2 separate regions of the Homo sapiens genome follow, and region 1 is linked to region 2. Evidence: chromatin loops called from intact Hi-C (ENCODE). Cell type or tissue: IMR-90. All regions are shown on one strand.

Evidence for each region. Peaks named below come from ENCODE experiments on the same cell type or tissue, not always from the same donor. Only the 100,000 strongest peaks of a DNase experiment are listed, where the experiment ranks them.
Region 1: a loop joins it to region 2, with 2.4 times the contacts of the local background. A loop is called at or near these places in 14 of 110 quality-filtered maps.

Annotation. Positions count from the first base shown.
Region 1 is chr2:46,965,889-46,968,388 of GRCh38, forward strand. All of the region lies in intron 3 of TTC7A (tetratricopeptide repeat domain 7A), which reads left to right. Among named protein-coding and RNA genes, the nearest start is that of TTC7A, 26 kb to the left of the region's middle. RefSeq lists an enhancer at 2,062-2,356. In IMR-90, no CTCF peak of the experiment used is centred here; DNase peaks (open chromatin) are centred at 1,503 and 2,263; H3K27ac peaks cover 916 bases.
Region 2 is chr2:46,918,037-46,920,536 of GRCh38, forward strand. It overlaps a transcript of MCFD2 not described here and a transcript of TTC7A not described here. Among named protein-coding and RNA genes, the nearest start is that of MCFD2, 3.5 kb to the left of the region's middle. In IMR-90, a CTCF peak has its summit at 1,002 (motif pointing right); no DNase peak of the experiment used is centred here.

The sequences.
Region 1 (2,500 bases), 48 kb after region 2:
AAGGGTTAAACCCTTACCTAAGAGGTTATTGTGAGCATCACTTGAAAATATTTTCTAAGTGCATACTTTTTTTTTTCTTGAGGTGGAGTCTTGCTCTGTTGCCCAGGCTAGAGTGCAATGGCACGATCTCAGCTCACCGCAACCTCCACCTCCCGGGTTCAAGCAATTCTCCTGCCTCCGCCTCCCGAGTAGCTGGGTTTACAGGCATGCGCCACCACGCCTGGCTAATTTTGTATTTTTAGTAGAGATGGGGTTTCTCCATGTTAGTCAGGCTGGTCTTGAACTCTCGACCTCAGATGATCCTCCCGCCTCAGGCTCCCAAAGTGTTGGGATTACAGGTGTGAGCCACTGTGCTTGGCCTGCATACTTTCTACTCTTTATAATATTTCATCTAATTTAATGATCATGGCTACACTACGAGCTAGGCATTATTAGTAACTCTATTTTGTATTTGCGGAAACAGACTTAGCACTCTGTGAACATTTTGAGGTATATCTTTCCAGTCTTTTTTCCCTATAGGATTATATATGCTTTTAAAATGTAAGTTCATACAGTCATGTTTTATAATCTGCTTTTTAAAAAAGTATTTCATGAGTCATTTTTCAATACACCTCTATGTCACTGTAAGTAACTTCATAGCATTTCATTGTAACGTTCTATCCTAATTTTGTGAAGTCCCGTCATTGGACCTGTATGCTAAATCTTTTTTTTTTTTGCCATTATAAATAATACTGAAATGGATATCCTTGAAGCTAAATTTTGTATACATCACTTTTTTTTTTTTTTTGGTGGAGATGGGGTCTATGTTGCAAGGGCTGGTCCTGAACTCCTGGGCTCAAGCAATCCTCCCACCTTACCCTCCCAAAGTGCTGGGATTACAGGTGTGAGTCACCACCCCCAGCTTTTTTTTTTTTTTTTCGAAGATAAATTCCTAGAAAGTAGAATTACTGAATCATAGAGTATACATTTTTTGGAGACTTTGATACAGAAGCCAAATTGCCTGTGTTTTTTGTTTTTTTTTTTTCCGTTAAAAAATTGTGTTGGCCGGGCGCGGTGGCTCATGCCTATAATCCCAGTACTTTGGGAGGCTGAGGCGGGTGGATCACCTGAGGTCAGGAGTTCAAGACCAGCCTGGCCAACATGGCGAAACCCCATCTCTACTAAAAATATAAAAATTAGCCAGGCGTGGTGGCGCGTGCCTGTAATTCCAGCTACTCAGGAGGCTGAGACAGGAGAATTGCTTGAACCCAGGAGGTGGAGGTTGCCGTGAGCTGAGATTGTGCCACTGCACTCCAGCCTGGGTGACAGAGCAAGATTCCGTCTCAAAAAAAAAATGTGTTAAATATACATACCATAGAATTGACCATCTTAACCACTTTTAAGCGTACAGTTCGGTACTAAGACACTGTTGTGCAACCAATCTCCTGAACTCTTTTAACATTTGCATTATTGTGCAACCAGTCTCCAGAATTCTTTTACCTTGCGAAACCAAAATTCTATGCCCGTGAAACAGCAACGCCCCATTCCCTCCTCCCCTAACCCCTGGCAACCACTCTTCTATTTTCTGTTTTTATGAATTTGATTACGCAAGTACCTCATGTAAGAGGAATCATACAGTATTTGCCTTTTTGTGTCTGGCTCATTTCACTTAGTAAAATGTCCTCAAGGCTTATCCATATTGTAGCATGTGTCAGAATTTCCTTCCTTCTGAAGGCTGAATAATATTGTATTGTATGTATGTATATGTGGCATTTTGTTTATGTGTTCATCTGTCAATGGACACTTGGGTTGCTTCTACATTTTAACTATTGTGAATAATGCTGCTATAAATGCTAGTGTACTAATACCTCTTTGAGACCCTGCTTTCTATTCTTTTGGGTATATACCTGGAAGTGGAATTGCTGGATCATATGGTAATATCTATTTTTAAATGTTCTAATTTTAACAGAGTGATCTGTGAGGGTTCTTTCCTACCTGGCCTTTCGGTTTCCCCCCGAGAGCTGAATGAATTGCATTTTTTCGCTTCTTCCCGTGGCTGCAGGGTACCCAAGTCTGGGATTCATCTTCCGTGGGTGCTGCAGCTGTCCTCGTGCCCTTTGACAGGCTGGGTAGGTGGGAGGGAAGGGGTTCTGTTGCTGAGGATGTTTTCTGTTTTCTACCTCTGCATCCAGGGCCCAAGGCTCCAGGGTTCCAAGGGTGGGGCTTCTTGGAAGGGCGGCTGCCTTGGATGTGATGAGTCATTCAGACTGAAGGAGTTGGGACCAGCCTGGTGTTGGGCCTGAGGCTGTGCCAGGATCAGCTTGGCTCCAAATCGAAAGTTCTGAGTTAATGAAAAAGCAAGTCCTCCTCTTGCAAGGGACCTTTCCTAGAGCTGGGTATTGGCACAGAAAGGCCCTTGCCGGTGGGAATCACAAGGCAGTGCCTGCCCTGCAGGGCTGTGTTACAACCCTCCGATGCCTCAAGGACTGGGCGCAGGGCAGCCCACCTTCATCCTGGATTG
Region 2 (2,500 bases):
CTCCAAAATATGTCTCTCTGACAATGACCTCTCTGTGTAATTCCTGGCTCCTGTAAATAACTGCCTACTTGATGTCTCCATATGAATGTCAGACTGGCATCTCAAACTTAATGTGTCCCCCCAAAATCTTGATTTTCACCCCCAAACCTGCACCTCTCTCAGTCTTGTGCATTTTAGTAAATGTCACTGGTACTCATTCTGTTGTTCAAGCTAAAATTCTACGAGCTGTTTTTGATTTATCTCATCCCTTTACCTTTAAATCCTTCAGCAAAGCCTGTTGATGCTATCAAAATGTATCCTGAGTCTTTGACTTCTTTCCACCTCCACTAAACCATCTAGTCCAGTAGTAGATGATGCTGCTGGACTACTTGAGAGAGAGCTTCCTAACTGACCGTCCTGCTTCCATTCTTGCCCTACTGTAGTCCATAAGTGAGAAGCCACCTTTGATTAAGCCATTTTATAGGTGGGTGTTCTGTAACTTGTAGCTGAACCCATTCCTAACAGGCAAATAATTTGGTACCAGAAGCAGGATGCTAAAAACAAGACACTAAAATATGGAATTGGCTAACTGGAGGTTAAGGTAGCCAGTGTTAAAAGACTGTATGTCAAACTGGAAAGTTGGTGACCCTTATAAGCCGTAGTGAAACTGTCACTTGCTGGACCTTGGATATAGGCCACATGCCAACCAATGCTATATTTTTGGAGAAATCTCACGAGCAATATGGAACATTAGTGAGTGTTGCCTTTTTTAGTAGCTTTCAGCAGACTCCTTCAAGAGAAGGGCAACTCTACGTTGGAAATAACTGATTTGAAAGCAGAGATTAAAGAAAGTAACGACTAGGTAAGAGAGGATCTCTTTACCTGCAACCAGGAGTCTCATAACTTGGAACCTTGCTGAAATACCCCATTTACTTTGTGTACTCAGGTTGAAACTAGTACAAGTAGAGACAGAGAGGTGGCTTTATCAGGAGATAGGACGGCCATCCCAAGATACCAGAATGGCCTCTAGGTGGCATCTCTTTCCTCAGCTGTTTTGAATTGTCTCAAGACAATGTTTTACCTATGTAGGGGATTCCAGAGTGGATGAGAATAGGGGTGAAAATAAGATTTCAATTTACACCTTTTAGTATTGCTTTGATGTTGTAAACTACATATTACTTATTTGGAAAAATAAATAGAAAAATATTGAATAAAAACAATTTAAAGACTCTAGATAGGCTGGGTGTGGTGGCTCACGCCTGTAATCCCAGCACTTTGGGAGGCCGAGGCGGCAAATCACCTCAGGTCAGGAGTTCGAGACCAGCCTGGCCAGCATGGTGAAACCCTGTCTCTACTAAAAATACAAAATTAGCTGGGTGTGGTGACGCATGCTTGTAATCCCAGATACTCGGGAGGCTGAAGCAGGAGAATTGCTTGAACCCGGGCAGCAGAGGTTGAGGTGAGCTGAGATCGCACCATTGCTCTTCAGCCTGGGCAGCAAGAGCTAAACTCTGTCTCTAAATAAATAAATAAGACTTTAGGTAAGTTATTTGTGATTACTATACATGAAATTGATCAGAAGTCTAACAAATGATTGAGGTAATCCTGTGTCCCTAAAATCTCAAGCCTGGTTAACAACAGTCTCTTGCTGTTGGGCCCTGTGGTAATCTCTGAACCCTGGAATTCCTTCTAACAGGGAGTAGGATGCAAAAGGTGTGCGTTCTGCACAAGTAGAGGAAAAAACAAGGGTGCGGCTTCCAGATTCTCCAACTGAGAACTTAATACACTGCCACCAAAGAAACTGCAGTTTCTTTTGTTTAGAGAAAAGGTCTTGCTCTATCACCCTTGCATTGGATGAGGGTGACCTCAATGGGTTGCATGTTCTAGGCTCCCCTGTCAGCTGGGATGGGGCTTTGTATTTCTCTCTCCCTTATTCATATTTCTGATAAGGGTGAACTGTGGTGTTAAAAGCTTGGAATTTTGGCATGTGTTGTGTTGTTCTGAATTCAGATATACTATAAACTGGGGTGGTGAATATGATGGCCATCTGCATTTGATGACCTTGTTTCTTCCGTCCCTGACTTTATCAAAGCACACATCACTCCTAATGAAAAGTCTGACTGTTGATTTCTTCAAATTCATGTTGGGGGAAGGTATATATATTAATTATGTATACATTAATACATAATGTATGTATTAAATCACATAAATTAGCATTCTTTAGTATCCCTTTTGTCTCGCTCTCCTTTCTCATCATGTTGTTGTTGTTTGGAGTTTTTGACATTAGTTATTCTAGATAAACATTCTCTTCTTCAGTCTTAGCCTTTTTTTTGAGACAGAGTCTTGCTCAATTGCCCAGGCTGGAGTACAGTGGCACGATCTTAGCTCACTGCAATCTTTGCCTCCTGGGTTCAAGCAGTTCTCCTGCCTCAGCCTCCCAAGTTGCTGGGATTACAGGCAACAACCACCACGCCCAGCTAATTTTTTGTATTTTTAGTAGAGATGGGGTTTCACCATGTTG